Linked DNA regions of Homo sapiens: region 1 is linked to region 2. Evidence: chromatin contacts called from ENCODE Hi-C or POLR2A ChIA-PET data. All regions are on one chromosome and are shown on one strand. The core of a region is the stretch at or near the end of the contact, and the rest is flanking DNA. Distances in the headings are between cores, read along the strand shown.

The links. Hi-C counts contacts between places; a loop is a spot of excess contacts on that map. ChIA-PET counts read pairs that join two places held with the same protein, here RNA polymerase II (POLR2A). Pooled maps may share reads with other maps.
Region 1: a loop to region 2 is called in a map of naive thymus-derived CD4-positive, alpha-beta T cell, with 2.2 times the contacts of the local background. The contact joins two enhancer-like sites. A Hi-C loop is called at or near these places in 1 of 168 maps with a recorded cell type or tissue (naive thymus-derived CD4-positive, alpha-beta T cell) and 10 of 50 pooled maps. POLR2A ChIA-PET finds 5 or more read pairs at or near these places in 1 of 52 experiments (CD4-positive, alpha-beta memory T cell).

What each region holds. Positions count from the first base shown.
Region 1 is chrX:65,686,618-65,691,855 of GRCh38, reverse strand. The region is part of intron 1 of MSN (moesin); the gene reads right to left. Among named protein-coding and RNA genes, the nearest start is that of MSN, 22 kb to the right of the region's middle. RefSeq lists a silencer at 3,282-3,331. Within about 2 kb of position 3,340, at least 4 of the 41 ENCODE cell types and tissues checked have a DNase peak (open chromatin) inside an H3K27ac peak, as active enhancers do.
Region 2 is chrX:65,925,517-65,930,600 of GRCh38, reverse strand. No RefSeq gene overlaps it. Among named protein-coding and RNA genes, the nearest start is that of MIR223HG, 87 kb to the left of the region's middle. RefSeq lists an enhancer at 3,886-4,085. Within about 2 kb of position 3,825, at least 5 of the 41 ENCODE cell types and tissues checked have a DNase peak (open chromatin) inside an H3K27ac peak, as active enhancers do.

The DNA of each region.
Region 1 (5,238 bases), core at 2,091-4,590, 240 kb after region 2:
ACCTCCCACCCTGGCTCTTCACAATTGTTCCTCCTCTAGAAAAAGAAAAGAGCCGGGAACAGTGGCTCACGCCTGTAATCCCAACACTTTGGGAGGCTGAGGTGGGTGGATTACCTAAGGCCAGGTGTTCAAGACCAGCCTGGCCAACATGGTGAAACCCCATCTCTACTAAAAATACAAAAAATTAACCAGGCGTGGAGGCGGGCACCTGGAATCCCAGCTACTCGGGAGGCTGAGGCAGCATAATCACTTGAACCCAGGAGGCGAAAGTTGCAGTAAGTCGAGATTGCACCATTGCACTCCAGCCTGGGCAACAAGAGCAAAACTCCATCTCAAAAAAAAAGGAAAAGAAACAAAAAGAAATAAAAAACATCTACATGTGAAAGTATATACACCTGAAAAGTTAACTACTGCTAAGAATTATAGGTGGATTTCTGGATCCAAGAGGTGCCAGACAGCCAACTGTGGATGCAGCCCTTCCTTTCCTCCCCTGTTAGCTTCCATAGTCTTCAGCCAGGAGATAGGGGGCTTCTGGGGAATCTAATCTGACTCAAGGGAGAGGATAAGACAAAAAATGCCCTTAAACCAATTCAGCAGCTATTGAACCCCTGCAAAGTGTGGGGTATTTTACTCTGCACTGGGAATACAGAGACTATGCCAAGTACTACTTCAAGGGGTTCCCCACCTAGTAGGAAAAAGACATAATTCTTGGACCCCAGAGAATGAAGTGTGTACTATATCCACCCTAAAGCTCCCAGTTACCTTTCTCTCCTAAGAAAAGTTCCTTTTGATACTGGCGAGAGAAAAGAAACCCAAAGTGTCCTACTCATGCTGCTTGCTTCTCTCCATTAAGCACCTTCCCATGCCCCTAGGAAGGACTTGGAACAAAGCCCCCTTTCCTACCATAGAAGGAGCTTATTCTCTACTCGGGATACTACATGTAAAACAGTGGAAAAATAATCAAAGACCACACTGTGATACAGTGTGCCCCAATATGCGCGAGAGCTTGATCCACTCTGAAAGGATAGTAGCAGTAGGGGCTGGGGCCAAGGAGAGGCTGCTCTATGGCTGGGCTCACTCCCTAATCAAGCGTAAAGGCCATCCAGCTGAAGCAGGAAGCAGAGAACAAGCAGTCCTCAGTTCCCAGGCACAAGACACACGTCTTGGACACTGAGACAGGGCTCCAGCCCTGCAAGTCCACATGGATCTGAGGAGTGAAGTCACCAGGTCCTTGAGCTCACCAGCTCCCTATAATGTTCCCACTAACTGAATGTCTTGATGCCCACAGCATTACTCACCTCCTATCCTGTTCTATCCTTCCCCTTTCCCCCAACCACTGGTCTGCTCACGCCCAGACGGTGAACTCACTCTCTAAAAAGGGCTGCTCACCTCCCTTGGGTGCAATTAGTTAACCCCACCCCTTCCTCCAGCACTTTTGGGTTGGGGGCCATAACTACTATCTCCTTCTGGACCTCTGACCAAGTTTAGAGGATGTCCAATTGAACTGTTAGAAGAGTCCAAAGAGCCCTGGAAAAAGCATTAGCTCAGTGCTCAGATCAGCTGTATCCATGCCATATTGACATGGGCACAGGCCTCCCTCCCCTTTCTCTGGTTCAGTTTTGTCACATGTAGCAAGGAGAGGCTTCTATTAGAGATGCAGTAATCAACCTTTGCCCAATGTTAGAATTCCCTGTGGGAGTGCTCAGAAAATATTGATTCCCAAAGCCTTAACCCAAACCAATTAATCAGAGTCTACACGTGCTCCTACAAACTGGTCAAGATCAATTACACAGGCAAGCTGGACTTCCCCAGGTACACCCTGGCCAAGGTAGATCAGAAGGCAGGGAGCCTAGATGGCTCCATGCAAAACTCAGCCCCCTACTATAAGAAGGGCAGCTCTAACAGTCAACATTAAGCTTCATTCTGGTTTCCAAAGGTCATGAGTTCAAATTTCCCCCTTTTTCCAAACCTTGCTTCAAGTCCACAAGAAAAAAAATTAAAATGTATTGGAACTAGCAAATCCAACCCCACATGCTTTGACATCAGGCAAGCATTACAACTTTTCCTTTCTCTAAAGGACCAGTCCTATCTGCCATTGTGAATTGTTTTTTTCATTTGCCACATATGGTCTCTATGGCCCAATTTTAAGAATCTCCCACCCTTCACAGAGGGAATGGTGACAAGAGAGAGCTGCTCTTCCTGCATCCACAGCCTTTTGGCTGCTCTAGTGACACATTCCCATGTGATGGTATCACATTCCTGAGGGCGTACCAACTGCTTGTGACCAGGAACTACCTGGCCACAGACTGGGATAAACCATCTACCTCATGATGTCAGCTTATCACCTGTTTCTGGTGGGTTCTCTATGAACTACCTCTCCAGGGCACTTCTTCCCTCCTCATCCACATCCGGCCTCTAATGATGCCTGTTCACCCCTCCACCCAGTTATGCTCCCTTACAAAATTCAGACACAGCTGACCACTTCCAACTTTTTGGAGCTGGTAGAGTTGTCCATTTGGCTCAGTTCCGCACAGAACAAAACCATTTCTGAGATGTGTGCCACCATTCCCGTACCCATGGGAGGGCAGACCAGCCTCCATTGTTAGGGGAGTATAACATTTCTGAATAAATCAGAGTTTCAGAGCAGGAAATAGCCCTCAGAGGTTAGCCAAACCAACCTCTTGTGGAACAGGCTATGGCCCAAAAACGAGCAAGGACTTGGTCAAGATTGCTCTGGAAAGCTAACAGCAAGGCCCAGCATAAACAACAGCTCTTCAACTAAAAAAGAGTGCCTTTTCCATGATTCTCCAATACCTCTTCCTCTCAACAAAAAGTTGGATTGATGCTCTTGCTCCCACCAAGGTACAAACAAGACTCTACATTAGCTAGGTCTAAGCAGCCCCCAAACAATTCTCACCTACTAATAAGCAACTCCCATATGTCCAGGAGCATGGCAAAACAAAATAAGTTATTGGCTCAACCAGGTGGAAAGCACAATTAGCCTTGAAGGCAGTGGTCTGACACTACCAAGAATGGGTTACACAGGAAGCCAGTTGCAAAACCAGAGTCAGGCCAGGCCCCAAGTAGGCAGGACACAAATATAACAGGTGGCCATCCCCACACAGCCCCCAAGTGCTCTCTCTCTAAACATTAGTCTTGACTTACAATATTTAGAAGAGAGACTGAAAAGAGGTTGGGCAACCACTGGAACGGGGGAAGGGCCAAATGTTTAAAGCTGAAACTTCCTTTCTAGCTTCAGAACTCTGACCTAACCATGACCAGAGCTTAAGTCCAGGCCTTTATGAAACAACACTGCCTTCCCTTCCCACACTCCACCCCGTGCATAGTCGAAAACCAAAGTCTTCTGTCTCCCAATCAAGCCTTGTCTCCATTACTCATTAGCTGAGTAATTTTTGCAGCCACTTAAAGTCTATGAGCCCCAGTTTTCCCTTATGTAAAAGTAAAGATAATAATTCCTGGCTGGGTGTGTTGGCTCACACCTGTAATCCCAGCACTTTGAGAGGCCGAAGTGGGCGGATCTCTTGAGCCCAGGAGTTCGCGACTAGGCTGGCCAACACAGTGAAACCCTGTCTCTATTTTAAAAAATAATTTTAAAAAAGATAATAATTCCTAACCTGCCAACTGTAGAGAGTTGATGAATATCAAATGACATAGTAATAACAATAAAAAAGAGTTTTACAACTATGAAACTTGTTACAAATATAGAGAATTATCATTACTTGGACACTGGAAAAAAATTACAGGGCAATGCCAGCCAACCTGTCAAGAGATTCCTTCAATTCGCATCTGACTTGGCTATTTTAAACAGAAAACTATTTGGAAAATGGGCAGCTATCCCCTAAAATTATAAATCCTTTCCAGCTTCCTAACCCTAGAATTTCTTTTTCTGGGATGTTAAGCAGCTAGAGGTTCCAGAAGAACTTGCCCCAAGAGGTTCCTAATGGCTCTTTTAAGATTTTCTTTAAGCTTGGTTCTTCTTGCCAAAGGACAATCTCAGTAGAGTGTGATGAAGGGAGAACTACTCGACTCTCCCTGGAATAAAAGTCCATGCAGGGCACACTCAAACATGTCTTCTCAACCTCCGATCTTTGAAGGATTGCCTCCTTTCTAATCCGATTCTCATAAATATGCTGCCTCTACCTGAGTTCACAGCTGGAGGGATGGTCAGTGAAGGCACAAATGACCTGAGAAGTAGAAGCCTATCACTTTCCTTGCTCCAGAGTGCAAAGTTCACCATTTTCCTTATAGTTAAGGTCAGTTACCCACATCAACATAAGAGTAATACTCTATGGATTACTCAGCAACAGCAACCTAACCACTTCACCCTGGAAACTTTTAGGACACGTTTGCATAACTAATTATGTGTTATTTGGATTATCAGAAGAGCCTGTATTCCCTGAGCTCACATTATTTAGAACAGGCAGTCCACAGGTAGCTGAGAAGAGAGGGGATTTTTTTGTTTGTTTGTTTGTGTGTTTGTTTGTTTTTTGAGAGAGTCTCGCTCTGTCACCCAGGCTGGAGTGCAGTGGCTCAATCTCAGCTCACTGCAACCTCTGCCTCCCAGATTCAAGCGATTCTCCTGCCTCAGCCTCCTGAGTAGCTGGGATTATAAGCACTCGCCACCACACCCAGCTAATTTTTTTAGTATTTTTAGTAGAGACGGGGTTTCACCATGTTGGTCAGGCTGGTCTCAAACTCCTGACCTCGTGATCCACCCGCCTCAGCCTCCCAAAGTGCTGGGATTATAGGCATGAGCCACCACGCCTGGCCGAGAAGAGAGTTTTATTATGGATGGTTGAGAGATGATTATATGGCAATGCCTCATTGGTCCTAAATGGTCTATAAATGAGCTGTATCACAGAAGTGAACATTTTCTGATAACTGAGGCTCACCCGTTTAAGGATCATAACTATTCTTAGTGGTGAGCTGAAAGTCTTTCATCTACTGATATACTCTACTGCTTTTGTCAACAGAGACTATTAAAACATGATTTAAACTTCTCTGAGCACCTGAATCCTGAACACTTGATTTTCTACGAGCTAACATTTCAGAGCCTTCCACTGCTAACTTATCCAAGTTTCCCACCAATTCTGAGGTTAACACATAATCATTCCCACTTTACCAACGGGAGAAGTGGAGGCTCAGGGAGGTTAAGGGATTTCTCCAAGGTCAAACAGCAAGTAAGTATGGAAACACAGATATTCCTGCAAGCCTGGC
Region 2 (5,084 bases), core at 2,576-5,075:
TATTATCCTAACTTGTAATCTTGTGGCCTTGCACAGTCTAGTCCACAGACATGAAGGAGGTCCACTTTGGAAAAGAATGGCTATCATCCTTGAGGAAAAAAAGGCGGGGGGGAGAATTTATGTAAAAAAGAATGTTATATGGTAAATTCTTGTCCTAAAATAAATTAAATGGTTGTTTAAAGAAAGGGATGTTTGCAACAAGTCAGAAAGTTGAGGCATGTCAAAGAATTGTCTTTGAAAGTCGTGAAAAAAAGTTATAAAAGGGAATTTATGCAAGAAATGTTGTATAATTTAAAAGTAATTAGGCCTCCTGAATGTAAACTATTGAAGAAAGAGTGTGCAATGTGTGTAAGGAAAGTAAAATATACTTTTGGTAAAAGGATTATAAGGAGGCATAAGAATGTGTATTTTTACCTACATTAAAAGGTTAAAAAATATTTTGTTTTAAAGGTTTAAGCAAGTTTTGAAAAGTTAATTGTAAAGGAAATTGTGTGTGTAAACATATTGGCTAAAGTTAAAGGTGTATCATCTGGTTTCTCTGTGAACTGGACATTAAAATAAAAGCACAACAGGTTTTTCTTAAAGCACTAACTTGCTCTTTAACAAAAATTATAAAAGACTAAAAAGAGTCTATAAAAATCTTACCTTATGGTCAGACATTAAAAATTGAATAAATATGTCTACAAGGTTTTATTAAAATTAAGCTTAACATTAATAACACACTAATATGAAGGTGAAATTTAGCTTATCTGGTATAAAAATAATACAGGAAGCATTGTTAAATATAAAATGGTGTTTGGCTTTCTTTGGTCTAAAAACTAATAAAAATAGGTGCTAAACAAAATTTATCAACAAGAAGGCACCAAGGACTATAAAGTCCACTGTTGATGTCCCCACATTTAAAACAAAAGATTAGTTTCTTAGAAATTATATACTTGGTTTATCCTCCACCTTCTCTTCCCTTAAAACAAGAGATCTTTTAGCACAGGCACCACCTTTGGGGTTTCCAGTACATCAGCATCAGCCTGGGGATCGTGTTCTCATCAAAGGGTGGAAAGAAGGGAAAGTCAAGCCAGCCTGGGGAGGACCCTACCTTGTGCTGCTAACCATGAGACTGCTGCTCGTACAGTGGAAAGGGATGGGTACAACACACCCAAGTCAAGCAATGTCATTATCCTCAGAATCATGGACCATTGTTCCTGGATCAAGCCCTACCAAATTAAACCTAAGGAAAGCTTAGTCTATCTTTTCCTTTCCTTTCCTTACCCAGTGCTTATATCCATTACTATTCCTACCACTAGCAACTCTAACCCCACTTTAAAGCACTTCTATGGTTTTGGAGCAGAGGTCACTGGAAAGGATCCTACAGGCTTCTTTAAGGTGTGCTTTGTTCTCCCTACTCCACCTCCTATGGCTGCCCCTTTCCCAAACCTGTGAAATCAAACTATGACTTGCCTCATGCCAAATGAAACAAGCAAGTTCTCAGTAGTAGAAATAGGAGGACTAAGGCAAACCATAGCCATTGAAACAGAGTATAAAGATGTAAATGCCTGGTCAAAATGGATTCAATATTCCACCCACAAGTTAAACTAAGACAATTGTTATGCTTGTGTGCACGGCAGGCCAGAGGCCCAGATTGTCCCTTTTCCACTAGGGTGGTCCTCCAATTGACTGGGCTTGGGCTGTATGGTAGCTCTTTTCCAGGATTCTACAGCGTGGGGTAACATGTCATGCCAAGCTCTCTCTCTGCTATATCCCGAAGTTTGACACCCTGTGGCTCAGCCCCTGGGGGCCATCCAGCTTTGATCTCTCAGAACTAAGTTCACTTCGTGTCTCTCACGACAGGGAGGAAGCTTAACATTCCTTGGAGACCTGAAGGGAGGCAGTGAGCTTAAAATTTTCAAAAGCTTACCAATTAGTCAGCCCTTATTCATCCCTGAGGAGATGTGTAGTGGTATTATGGTGGACCTTTACTGGACACTCTGCCAAGTAACTGAAGTGGTACTTATGCTTTAGTCCAGTTGGCTAACCCTTTCGCCCTGGCATTTCATCAACCAGAGAAAGAAAAAAAAATAAGACATCATAAAGCAAAAGAAGCCCCTTATGGGTCTTTTGACTCTCATATCTATTTAGACACAATTAGAGTCCCACAGGGAATACCAGATCAATTTAAAGCCCAAAATCAAATAGCTGCAGGATTTGAGTCAATATTTTGGTGGGTGACAATTAATAAAATGTAAATTGGATAAACTACATCTATTACAACCAACAGTGATCTATTAACTACACTAGAGATGCTGTTAAAGGAATAGCTGAGCAATTAGGGGCTACTAGCCAGATGGCTTCGGAAAAATAGGATAACCTTAGACATGATATTAGCAGAAAAGGGAGGAGTTTGCATCATAATTAAAACTCAATGTTGTACCTTCATCCCAAACAACTCCGCCCCTGAGGGAAGTATAACAAAGGCATTGCAAGGTCTGACTGCTCTGTCCAATGAGTTAGCCAACAACTCAGGGGTAAATGGCCCCTTTACAAGATGACTAGAAAAGTGGTTCAGTAAATGGAAAAGAATAGTAGCCTCAATTCTTACTTCCCTTGCAGCCGTAATGGGTGTACTTATTCTTGTCAGGTGCCGTGTCACACCATGCATCCATGGGTTGGTGCAAAGGCTCAAAAAATGACACTTACTGATACCTCCCTTAACTATCCTCCACCTTATCCAGAGAAGCTTCTTTTGGAAAATCAAGCAGAACAACTAAGCCAAGACATGTTAAAGAAGTTTGAAGAGAAAGAGCTGTAAGGAAATGCAAGAGGAGGGGTTGTTAGATATGAGTTCTAAATTTCTCTTCAAAGAATCAAGATGTCAGTATGTTCAATTATTTGCCTTCTACTTTTAAACTTAACTTCTTCTTAAAGCAACCTTTTTCGAGTACCTGCTCCACCCTGACTCATTCCAATTACCTGCTCCACCCTGACTCATTCTCCACCCTGACTCATTCCAATTTCCTGCTCTGCCATAACCATTTTTCCCGCCAAACCACTCACCCTGTTACTCTCTTTAAATTAACCAATCGGAATTAGTTTAGCCTGTGCATTCTAACCCTAGCCAATAGGGGAATGACACAGCAGCAGGGGACAAGTGTGTCTGGAATAAGAACCCCTTCCCCTCCCTTGTCCAGATGTGTGCTCACCATTGCTCCATCTGTAAGGCTGCACCCTTCTATAGAAGTACATTGCCTTGCTGAGAATTAAAAAGAAAATTTTATATTCAAGTGCTATTTATTTTGTGGCACTGAAACTTTATTTATAACAGTAAAATGCCACATTATTTGAATGATTTTAAAAAAACATAATCATCTCAATCAATGTAAAAAAAAAAAGCACTTGACAAATCCAAACCATTTGGTAACTTAAAGAATGCATTCAATAAACTAGGAATAAAAGGTAAATTCTTCAATATAATGAAGGGCATTAATTGAAAATCCACAAGGGAATGTTGCAGCACTACAGCCTGGATGACAGAGCCAGACCCTGTCTTAAAAAAACCCAGGGTCCCAGACCAAGATGGTAGATTAGAAGCAACTGTGGTCCATGGCACTCAAGGAGAGGAATGAAAGGGGTGAGTAAATACACACTTTCAACTGAAGTATCCAGGTACTCTCATTGGAACTAATCAGGGAAACAACTTGACCCACAGAGAACAAAAGCAGGGCAGGGCAACAGCCCACCCTGCAGTGACATGGAGCCAAGGGAACCCCCACCCCTAGCCAAGGGAAGTGGTGAGTGAATATGCAACCCCAGGAAACCACACTTCTCCTACAGATCTTTGCTACCCTCAAATTAGAAGATCCCCTCATGAGCCTTGTGCCTAACACACAGAACTGTGTGGAGTCTCAGCAGAGCAGCTTCTCAGCCACACACAGAAACCCAGTGTTATAGGAGTTATTAAGAAATTATTTTAGGCAGATAGAGAGGAAAAGGGGTCCTTGGGAAGTTTTTGTTTCTTTTTAAGCAGCTCCTGCTTAAATATAGAAAGCAGAAATGCTTCCTGTCTAGAAGGAAAGCTCCGACTCTTAGAGCTGGGCAGGAAACCTTTGATATGCAAATGCAAGCCACTAGAAACTGGGTCCACCCAAACATGGCGATTCCCACAGTTGTCCTCTTGCCCTTGCCCCGACATGTGCCTGGCAACATGGCTGCCCCCACATATCCCCACGTGTGTAGAACATCATGGTGCCCTGCATTTGCATATTTAAAAGCTAGGGTGGGAGGGCCAGTTTTTTATGGGCTACATGATGACATGCCTGGTCAAACCAATCCCCTGAGCCTTATGCAAACCAGACACTGCCTCCTCCAGCCTCCTCATATAACTAGCTGATTTCCATTGCACTCAATGTTTCCTCTCCCATCTTTGGAGCCCCACTCCCTTGGTCTCTGTATGGGGGAGCTTCTTCCTTCTTTCTTGCCTATTAAACTCTCCATTCCTTAAAACCACTTCACGTGTGTTCATGTCATTTTATCCAATTCAATTCGAGACGAAGAACCCTGGTGTTCCTCCACTCATCTGAGTTATATCACCAGGAGCTTTACATACTCCGGCCCTGGAATCCTCAACAAAGGTGAGTGCAACTCAAGCAAGGTGGGAGATTGGTACATACCCTTAGGAAGGGGGCTGAATCCAGGGAGCCACGCAGTATCAGTCTGCGGGCCCACTTCCACAGGACCTCACAAGATAAGACCACTGGCTTAGCCAGATAATAGCAATAGGATGGAGACTGCCTGAGACAGGATACAGCCCCTAGGGAAAAGTGGGCCACCATCTCTGCTGTTTTGTCAACTCAGCCATTCTAGCCTGCAGGCTTTGAAGTGCCCAAAGAGTTCGAATGAGGAAGGGTTCCCCCAGCACAGCACAGCTGCTTTGATAGAATGTGGCCAGACTGCTTCTTTAAGCAAGATCCTGGTTCATTTCTCTTCACTGGGTGGTACTTCCCAGATGGGGCCTCCAGCTACCCCTACCCATCTATATTCTATGGAAAGAACTCTGATCTCACCCTGGAATGAAGTGCCCAGAGGGAGGGGTG